2 separate regions of the Homo sapiens genome follow, and region 1 is linked to region 2. The links are chromatin contacts, found by Hi-C or POLR2A ChIA-PET in ENCODE. All regions are on one chromosome and are shown on one strand. Each heading gives the region's core, a stretch centred on a gene start or an enhancer-like site at or near the end of the contact. The rest is flanking DNA. Distances are from core to core; before and after follow the strand shown. Region 1 holds the start of SLC38A4-AS1 (SLC38A4 antisense RNA 1). Region 2 has its middle 110 kb from the start of SLC38A1.

The links. Hi-C counts contacts between places; a loop is a spot of excess contacts on that map. ChIA-PET counts read pairs that join two places held with the same protein, here RNA polymerase II (POLR2A). Pooled maps may share reads with other maps.
Region 1: a loop to region 2 is called in a map of dorsolateral prefrontal cortex, with 2.6 times the contacts of the local background. The contact joins the promoter of SLC38A4-AS1 here to the enhancer-like site in region 2. A Hi-C loop is called at or near these places in 12 of 168 maps with a recorded cell type or tissue (B cell, CD4-positive, alpha-beta T cell, CD8-positive, alpha-beta T cell and 9 more), 22 of 37 single-sample maps with no recorded cell type and 25 of 50 pooled maps. POLR2A ChIA-PET finds 5 or more read pairs at or near these places in 4 of 52 experiments (HEK293, MCF 10A, activated naive CD4-positive, alpha-beta T cell and 1 more).

Annotation. Positions count from the first base shown.
Region 1 is chr12:46,381,501-46,387,143 of GRCh38, forward strand. It overlaps SLC38A4-AS1 (SLC38A4 antisense RNA 1), which reads left to right and starts at 2,176. Exons shown (of 4, transcript NR_125380.1): 1 at 2,176-2,195. RefSeq lists enhancers at 1,540-2,047, 4,741-5,242 and silencers at 1,602-1,961, 2,112-2,181.
Region 2 is chr12:46,159,068-46,164,243 of GRCh38, forward strand. No RefSeq gene overlaps it. Among named protein-coding and RNA genes, the nearest start is that of SLC38A1, 110 kb to the right of the region's middle. Within about 2 kb of position 1,629, at least 7 of the 41 ENCODE cell types and tissues checked have a DNase peak (open chromatin) inside an H3K27ac peak, as active enhancers do.

The sequences.
Region 1 (5,643 bases), core at 926-3,425, 220 kb after region 2:
CATGGTGAAACCCCGTCTCTAGTAAAAATACAAAAATTAGCTGGGTGTGCTGGCAGGCGCCTGTAATCGCAGCTATTTGGGAGGCCAAGGCAGGAGAATTGCTTGAACCTGGGAGGCGGAGGTTGCAGTGAGCCAAGATCGCGTCATTGCACCGCAGCCTGGGCGACAAGAGCAACACTCCGTCTCAAAACAACAACAAAAAATTTAAAAAAATTTAGTTTTACAGATACTTTAGTACAAACATACCCAATTCTGTCAAGACTGAAGAACTTTCCAGGGACCTAGTATCAGAACTCTGTTTCTCCCATCTCCTTCCCAAATAAAAGAGGGGAAATAACGGCTTGACTAATGACCTTCTTGTGATACTTACCTGTTGGCCTTTTCATTTGACCCTGGAATGGTCTATTTTGCTAGGTGTAGTATATGCCAATGAATGTGAAAGAAAACAATGGCAGAGAGATGAAGGATTTATAGACAATGGTTCTTTGGCTAGGTAAACTGACACCTGCTAATTACCAATAAGTGTCTTGGAAAGTGAAATGTGAAAGCAAAATCACAGATACGATTCTCATATACATGCTTAAGGTTATTCAGAATGTGGTAAGGTCACAGCAACAATCAAGAATTAAGCTAAAAAACAAGCTGTGTATATTCTTAGTAAAGAAAATAGAAGTTTTATTGAAGTGCTCCATTGTTTTAAAAAATTAAAAATTTCAGATCCTTACAATTTTCCAAAACAGGATCATTAAAAAATACCTTTATTTTAATACTTGTTAGGGGTCTTCTTGTCTAAAGAGAAATGACAGTGACTGAAAGAAGGTGTGCTACCCAAAGCACTCGTAGGCCACGATGAACCTACATTCCTGGCCTTCAGTCAGTTTCCGGATCTTTCTTTGCCCAGGGCTAAGATACTGAAATAACGATTTATTAAAATTAACACACCTGCAATTCTGGTTCTTAGATGGGAACCATTTAATATATGGGCTTGGTTCTGAGATCTTTACTCAATAAAACTCCCAACTGTTTTGACTGACATCGTTGGCACTTCGTGACTGATTAAGGCACCTGCCTCCGGTTCCATGTCACTTCGTCTTGGGACACGTGGCGCTAATGCCACTTTTCAACCCCCCACCCCATTCAGCGACATTAACCCGGGCGACAGTCCAGGGCTAAACAGTTGCTGAAACAGTTAAATGTGTGTTTTATTGAGGTGAACCACGTACACAACAACCCCCTTTGAGTGAAACAATTTTGTTGTGTAACCATTTGTCACTTCTACATGGATGAGGTCAACGAAATCCTCAAAGTTGCTGTCTCAGGAATAAATTTTGTTCGTGGTTGGGAAAACGAAGTGGAGAATGTTATGGGATAGAGAAAATAGCTTATTTTCTCAGTGGTTAAGTGGGAGTGGGTAAAACACAATTGGCCTTGCATGTGCTTTGTTTAAACGGCGGTGCAGTAATTCTAAATGAGAAGACAAGACGCCCATCGTCACCGTCTTCTCCCTTTGTCTCACATTCCGCCCGGAGATGTGGGGGGTCTCACTCAATGCGGAACGGAGGTGGCGGGGGTGCGGCGCCCCAGAGGCGAAGGCGGAGGCGCCAGGACGCCGCTCCTGGCCTCTCAGGATACCAGCAGGCTACACGCAAGGTCGGGGGCAAGGCCGCGTGGCGGCTTGGAGCCGCGCGAAGGAAGCGAGGGCTGGCGGCCCCAGGGCAAAGGGGTCTGGCGGCGCCAGCCTGGGGCGCTGCAGCGGGCGGGGCGTGCGCAGCGCCGCTCCCCGGAGAGAAAGGAACCTCCGCAATGTCGGGGCCCGGCTGCGACCGGAAAACGGCGGGGGAAGAGAGAAAAGGAGGAGGGAGGGGGAAAAGGAGGTGGGGATACGAAGGAGCGGGGAGGCGGCGGGCGGGGCCTGCGGCGCGCAGCCCCAGTAGATCTCCGGAAATTTTCCACTAACGCTCCGAGCGCCAGAGCCGCCCGGGCGCAGCCCGCCTCTGCGCGCCCGCGACCCACGTGACGGTGATTCATTCGGCACCGCCTCCCCAGCCCGCGCGCGGACTTGGAGCCAAGAGTGGGAGCAGGGGTCGGGGGGAGGAGAAGGTGGAGGAGGAGGCGAAGAGGAGGCGGGGAGGAGGCGGGGAGGAGGGGGGAAGGGTTCGGGGAGAGGGAGGAGGGGAAGCAGAGGGGACGATGAGGTGCGGAGGCGTTGGCAGGTACCTGGGCCCCGCCGCCCGGGTGTGTGGGGGTCGGGTCGGGGGTCCAGCAAAGCCCCATCCAGTCGAGCCTGGGCAAGCTGAGAGGCTGTCGGGTGCGCTCCAGTTACGCTCCCCTGCGTCGTGGAAAACCTAGAGAGCCCTACAGCGTCAGGGCTAATCCCGGGACGCCTCGAGGCCCCGCGGAGTTTTCGCGAACGCGCCGGGCGGTGCAGGGATGTCCTGCTTGGGAGAGTGCAGGGTTGGAAGCGGGCACGCCCTGTTGGCAGCTGCCGGCGCTTGTGTACGTGGCTGCTGACGTGGAGAACTGTAGCTGTGGAAAGCCTGCGCCCCAAGGAGGGACGCGGGGGTGCAGTCGCGGCCCATTATCTGTGCCCGGGAAGTCCTGAAGGCTCTAGGAGCTGTCAGATTAAACCCCCAGACCCACAAGAAAATCCCTGAAGCTTCGGTGAGCGTGGGATTTGGCGTGCAGTTGGTTCCGTATGGTTCCCCATTAAGACTTGGAAGTCGGCTTACCAAGATTTCCTCTTACCCTTCGGCTGTGTTGAGTAGATATTACACAGACACCCCGCCCATGACTCTGCTCTTGCAGGAAAACATTTATTTCAAAAATACTGCAACGGTTTCATCTCTCATGTCCTTTTAGGTTCTTTCTAGTAATTGTGAACTTTTCCTCTCAAGTCATTCCATCAAAGTCTTGGAAGCAAATGAAAAAAACATACTACCCTGAAATAGAGTTCACATCTTTCTTTACCAACTTGCCTTTCCCAGGAAGACATCGTGGTGGGTTTGCAGTTCAGGTTTCCTCACAGCCTCTCCTGGGGGTCTTTTTCCCTCTCTGGTACCTTGAGGCATAGGACAGAAGGGAGCTGCTGAAGTTTCTGGATGTCGCTTATTTTTCACATTTGTTTTAACTTCTTTTGGCCAGAACTGTGTATTGTTTTCGCATAGATTTCTGCAATTAGAATTATTGTAATTAGAAAGAATAATAATCTTCATATAAGGCTTAGGGTACGCACTACTTTAAGGTCTTTGTAAATGTGTGCATATTCATTTCTCTCATCAACTCTGAGGTAGGGGCTATTCTTACCCCATTATTGACCTTTTACAAATGAGGAAACTGATGCTTGGAGAAGTTAGATAACTCGCCCAAGGCCATTCCTTCTCTAAGAGGAGGAACTGGAATTTGACCCCAAACTGTCAGGTAAATCCAATGCTTTGTTCACTATGCAATAGAAATTCTTTATTAATAAATTTAATTGTGTTGAAATATTAAGTTTACATTTTGGTGGGATTTTCCCCCTCGTTTTATTAAAGTGGCCTTCCTGAATTTTATTGTGGAGGGATGTTTAAAGTTAGTTTGGGTAGAAAGCCACACACAATTGTAAAAAGGAAGTCTTATGAAGAAATCATGCATTCCAAGGCAGTGTTACATTTTTCTTAAAGGGTAGATTATTGAAATATTTGACCTAAGAACTCATTTTTTTTCTCAGGAGAAAGGTTTGTCTTCATACACCTTTAGCCCCGAGCAAATGGTGAATCCTCCAGGAGAATGACGATGAGGCTTTTTAGTCTTCAGGGTTCGATAAATATATATCGATTGAAATGTATTCAAAAAGTGAATACCCTTGAAAGGACGATGACATAATGCCAAATGAAAAGGAAATTTCCCAAAGAAACCTAAATAATGGATAGATTTGATAGCAAGATACTACTGGTTTTTTCCTTCTGGAACCTTCTTTTCTGCACTTGAAACCTTCCCTGTCCAGCCAAGACTGGGTTAGAAGCTCCTTTTGTGTGTTCGTGTGGCACCCAAGGTCTGCCCCTGTAGTGGTACTGACCACGGTGTATTCTCGTGGCCTGTTCACCTGGCTGTGCTTCCCAGGAGAGTAAGTGCCTGGAAGAGCAGGCATTCTGTCAGGCTCAACAGAGTGCAACAGCGTGTCCCCAGGGCTCAGGACAGTTGTTTGTCCTAGAGCTATGGGAGTTATTGAGCTAAGCAATACTTGTTAAAAGCATGAGCTTACACAATTGATCAGCCATGTCTTGTTAGGATGTACTGAATTGGAATTTAGCAGAAACTGGGAGAGCAATGTCCCCGTCAGGAAATGTCTGTTCAATCTTGGTCTGTGTATATCCTACTTACCCACATGTTATTTTGCACATAATAGTTTTTTTGATGTTTATTAAGAACAAAAACAGCCTCTTTAAAATTGTGTGTTCAGTTAGCTAACTGTATTTCAGCATCCAATTAATAATCAGAGGTTTAATAACTACAGCCTTAATTCTGGCCTCACAATGATAGAATGATAAAATCATAGGTTTTTTTTTTTTTTTTTTTTTTTTGGCTGAAGGAGATCTTATAACTGCTCTGTCCAATACACAACCACTGGCCACATGGCTATTTGAATGAATTAAAATTAATAAAATTGACAATTAAGTTCTTCAATAGGGCATTTTAATTGCTCAGTAGCCACATGTGACTACTTAAATAAAATTAATTTTATTAATTCATTCAAAAATGGACAGCACTGACAGATAGTTCCATTATTGTAGGAACTGTTATTGGACAGGGCTGATAAGTTACCGAAGGAAAAAAAACAGGTAAAAGAAGATATTTGAGATAGCTTAGCATTAGCATTGTTACATACAAAGAACATTACACTCATATTCAAAGTGTCTGCTGTTAGGTTGGTGCAAAAGTAATTGCGGTTTTTGCCATTACTTTTAATGAGGAAATATTTCGTATATGATAAACAGTTTTCCTTAGCAGTTGTACCTAAATTAATGCACATTTAAACATATTCAGGAGAATGAATGGTTCAAAAGGATTCCTTTTTGCATTCCTTTAAAGTGAATACTCATTCCAGTTGATCCTTTGTGAGTTCTATTTTTTTTTCTGTTTAAACATACTGAAATCAACTTGAGTCACTACACAAGTTTGACATTCATTAGATTTGGCTGTGCTTTTTAAGCTCGCATGATTGAGAAACTAAAATACTCAGTAATGTTGGTAAAGGACAAATGCCAGATAGTTTTGGACAGACCAAATATATATTTAATGACATCACACATGCAATACAGACAGTTCTCAATTTACAAACACTCTTGAGAAGCAGCCATAGGTTAAATATAAAACATACTGGGTGTACCTTCTTTAAAATCCTCTTAAGAACAGTACCACCTGGATATCCATTGTATGAACAAATTAGTATTTAAAAATAATAAAAATAAGTCTTAGAATTAGAGAATGTATAGTTTTGAGCTGTGGAGGCAATAAAGAGGCTGTGTAAAACTCAGGGGGAGTTAGTTGAGGTTATTTCCACAGTAGAGCAGATTTGCTTAAGTAACCCCCTGACAAAAATAGCTTAGTTCCGCCTCCCCGCAGCATGCCTGCCCCTCCCTGCTGTGTGCATTTCCCCCAGTCCTT
Region 2 (5,176 bases), core at 379-2,878:
TTTTCATTCTTCAGAGATTATTCTATCACTTTGGATTCAGCACAGGTTACCCAGCAATTACTACTCACTCTTCTTGGGTTCAAATAAATGAGTTTGGTCCAACGTTTCCTGTATTTTAAAATGGAGGCAGTTCATGACGATCAGGATTTGGGGAGGAAGTGGATTTAATTAGACAAGGAAGAGGGTAGGAGACTGGACACCATTTGGGGCTATTTTCAGCTAGTTGAGCCAAATTGTTATTGACCTAAAGCTGACAGTTTTTCTGTGGCCTGCACAATGTGAATTTAGTGAGCTCAGCCAATTCTCAGAGGACAAGCTCTTATATTTCTAGACATACCAGCAGTGGTTCCCGACATTTAGATTTCATGGACAAGTACAATTAAAAATAAAAGAAGTATGGAGATAGAGAGAAGCCAAAAAATCTTAGGAAAAGGTCAGCCCTTTAAATGGAATACTTTCAAATATATGAAAGAAAAAAAAAAAACCTCACTTCAATGTGCTCGATTTTCTCATTTTTTTCCTGGCCAGTGAAAACTAGATCCTGGGACAGCACTGGACACACACAGATGTTTGAGAACTACTGTTCCCAATCTATGAATGAGGCTGTAACTTTTCAACCTGCAAATTCACTTCAGATATTTAAGAAGAACCTTCTAAGTGAAAATATGAAAGTGAACAAAAGCTTTCCTTTTTAAATACACTTGTGTAACCAATTGTTTGGAACAAGTCACCAATGATGCCTTACTTCAGTTCACTATTCTTTCAAATAAAAGATGTATTTGTGAAATTATAATCATTCAAATAGCCATTTTGAGGGCTATGTTTTTTTTTTTTTTCAGTCACAAATCTAAGTGACCCTGAGAATTGTAAAAAGATACTATGGAAATATCAATAGTGTTTTTATGTTTTGAGCCAATGATTTTAAACTTCCACTTGCTAAAAAAAATCAAGAAAGATGAAGTATGAAAACAAGCACGTAGATCTTTCTTTTGTATTACATGTGTGTAACTAAGAAGCCAGTACTCAGATAAATGGCTACAATCTTAATAGCTCGCTCCTGGAAAGCCAAAACTGCATTTCTCTTTTGTCAGGACTGGAAGCATGTAAATTGATTGCCCAATTAAGGAAAGGTTGACTGAAGGTGAGTAAGGTTTCAATGTTCCTGACTTAATTGCTCAACAAGCTTTATTAAGGGGCTAAATGGAGCAGCAAGGGAGTGGCTGGAGTGCAAGGGACTGCTTCTCACCGAGTATTATTGGACGGCTGCCAAAGACAGTTAAAAAATAAAATAAAATAAAGCTGCTCAAGCGTCTTATGCCATGAAGAACAAGATTCTTCATGTTGGGGCTCGCAGTTTTAGTTATAGCAAACTGATTACAACATACATAATTTCTAGTTACAGATAAGGGGCCATTTGCACAGCATCTAGTAGTTTTCATATAATCTTGCCCTGGATTCTGTAAGTTAATAGAGGTAATATATTATTATGGAAAAAGATGGAATCTGGCAAAGATCTCAGGCACTGAAGGAACCAGCTGTTCCGTAGCAATGTGATTTTGCACGCTTCTTGGGGCCTGGCATTCTTAAACTTCCACCAGCGTTAATTCTTACTGGTGAGTTTTCGCTCTACTGGGCCTGCTTATGCAACTCAGTGGCCCAAAAGTCTGATGTCACAGCCTAATGCTGCGTGTCCTCTGCCAAGAGTCTTTTCTGTGGGCACACATTTCTGATGAGAATCTACCCTGTTTTGACTCTTGACTGCATCAGTCTCTGGCAATTACCCTTGTGAAAATAACTCCTTTTTCAAGCATGCAATGTGTCTGGCTTTTATCCAATGGTTTAATCACAAACTCTCTGTGACAGCTTTACCTTGAGCAGCCCCTTAGGGAATTCAGAAGAGCTAGGGTTGCATTTGGACTCTCTAACTACAACATTCTTTTGGCTTTTATGCTGGCCTCAGATCTGGTCTAAACAATGATTTTGTACTTGCTGAGCAGAGTTTTTCACTACTTTGTTCCATGAATTCAAAGGAAGCATGGAAAATGGCACAGATAAGATCATCTTAATGTTAATAGGGGCGCTTATTGTGGGCTTACTATGTGACAGATACTGTGCTAGAAAATTTACAATATGCTATCCAGTCTAATTATTCCTTACAACCATTCTATGGGATGACTATTATTATTCCCACTTTCTGGTTGCGGACACTGAGACTGAAGGAGATTAAGGAAACCTGCCCAATGTCACTTAGCTTTTAAGTAGCAGAGGCAGGATTCCAACCAAGGTCAGTCTGAGTCCAGAGCCATGTTCCTACCTCCTTGCAAATTCTCCTAGACAATACATTTGTCCTTGGGCCTTGTGGGGGAATTGTGGAACAGAAGAACAGGCATTAACACACAGAGAGAGACACACACAGACACACACACACAGACTCCAGAGTCTAGCTTTGCTTCCCATCAGACATGGGACTAGTGCTCATAGAGCTGACTGGGGATATCTCTACCTGCCTAGGACACCAAATCTCTGTAAAAGACAGCCCGCTTCCTGAAGCCTCGTCTAGTGGAGGGAGGTTCTGACATACTGTTTTGTTCAGGCTGGTCCTCCACCCCAAGAATGGAGCTCTGCTTCCTACCCTACCTACCTAAGGACTACTCTCCAAAGGAGTACAAGAACCCAAGCCAGTTCACTGCAAGGCAGGTTATGCTGGATGCCTTTTTGGGCAGGATGTAAGGCCTGTTTCCTACCTTATTTCCATTTTGTGTGGTGGTCTGATATAAGGCTTTGCTTGTGGGCAGTGTTGTAGCACTGGTTATAGCTGAAACTGCCCCATGAGGACAGGCTCCTTCATCAGTTAACCCACTTACCATAGAAGTTGGACCCTCCTTACCAAATTTGTCTCTAGTAAACGGTGTTATGAGGTTCTAGCCTAGATTTAATAAATTTACATCGTATGCTTCCCCACCCCCAACAAAGTTGGGAAAATTGAAAAAAAAAAATAGTCACTTTCACAGTATTATTTTGAGAACTGAAAAGTACGAAGTAATACAAAATTAATAGAAATTTCAAAATGACAAGCATTTTGATATGTCCTTCTAAAATACTGATAAAGAGAATTCTTCTTTCTGAAAGCAACTGGGTTCTGAAGAGACAGGGTGTGTTGAAATTTCCTATGCTTTTAAATGGTTCTGGAATTCTACTTGATTGTTGGGGATTTGGGGTATCATTTGGAAAGCAAGATAACCCAAGAGCAAAAAACAGTCTTTTGGAATTATCCTAATATCTGCTGAATTCTCTTTAGCTTCGATGATAATGAAGGTGAACTGGGCAAAAAGAGTTTGCTTTGAAGTCTCCTTTAATAAAAGCCAAATCATTTTGTTTTAGAGAGACGTTGGAAAGATAGGTATTCTGTTAGCTAAATTTCCTCTATTGAGTTTCCCTTTAAGAAATAATCTAGAAGATCTTAAGATCATCTGATTATTTGCTGAAATCAAATTATGATAACTGGGGAACCCCTTAGATATGACTTTCTACCTGTTTGGTACCAGACAGTGGGTTGCTCGGCGAGGAAAGCATACTTACAGATTGCAGTTCATGATTGCATTGTTCTAAATCATGGATGATGCTACAGATGATAGTCTGTCTACTGCAATTCGGCCTGGGGTTAATTGATATTGAGAGAGGATGTTTTAGCCTCAAATTCTGCTCAGTTCCTGTATTTGGCATGAAACTTTCACTTTCTCTGGAAAACAGTCCTTAACTTAGAAGGAATTGTTGATCTAGAGCTGAAGACAAGGCAGTTTAAAAGCTTCATCCATGTCCCTACAAAGGACATGAACTCATCCTTTTTTATGGCTGCATAGTATTCCATGGTGTATATGTGCCACATTTTCTTAATCCAGTCTATCATTGTTGGACATTTGGGTTGGTTCCAAGTCTTTGCTATTGTGAATAGTGCCACAGTAAACATACGTGTGCATGTGCCTTTATAGCAGCATGCTTTATAATCCTTTGGTTATATACCCAGTAATGGGTTGGCTGGGTCAAATGGTATTTCTAGTTCTAGATCCTTGAGGAATCGCCACACTGTCTTCCACAATGGTTGAACTAGTTTACAGTCCCACCAACAGTGTAAAAGTGTAAAAGTGTTCCTATTTCTCCACATCCTCTCCAGCATCTGCTGTCTCCTGACTTTTTAATGATTGCCATTCTAACTGGTGTGAGATGGTATCTCATTGCGGTTTTGATTTGCATTTCTCTGATGGCCAGTGATGATGAGCATTTTTTCATGTGTCTGCTGGCTGCATAAATGTCTTCTTTTGAGAAGTGTCTGTTCATATCCTTTGCCCACTTGTTGATGGGGTTGTTTGTTTTTTTCTTGTAAATTTGATTGTGTTCTTTGTAGATTATGGATATTAGCCCTTTGTCAGATGAGTAGATTGCAAAAATTTTCTCCTATTCTGTAGGTTGCCTGGATGAAGCTGGAAACCATCATTCTCAGCAAACTATTGCAAGAACAAAAAAACCAAACACTGCATGTTTTCACTCATAGGTGGGAATTGGACAATGAGAACACTTGGACACAGGAAGGGGAACATCACACACTGGGGCCTGTTGTGGGGTGGGGGAAGGGTGGAAGGAAAGCATTAGGAGATATACCTAATGTAAATTACAAGTTAATGGGTGCAGCACACCAACATGGGACATGTATACATATATAACAAACCTGCACGTTGTGCACATGTACCCTAGAACTTAAAGTATAAAAAAAAAAAGTTCAACAAAACCCTAACTGGGAGAAAAAGGGGAATTTGTGTGCCTGGTTAGGATATGGATTGGCGCTTCTTATCACCCACCTAAAAGTACATGAAGGAGAGGAAATGAGTCACAGGAATCATCGAATCAAGTAAACTTTATCTGTAATTTCCCAATTAATCCCAAAGATGGATTATTTTCAGAACAAAGTCTTCCTTTTAAAATGCGAAACAAAAAAAGGATGAGACTTAGAATAAAAGATGAAATAGTATAGACCAATGAAAGTAGGGCAAAGCACATCTCTTCATCTCTAGCAGTGGTTCTCAACCTTTTATATGTGCCAGAATTATCTAGGGAACTTCTTGAGTATGCAGATTCCTGGCCCTATCCTATGATTTAATAGGTTTGAGGGGGATTCAGGAAT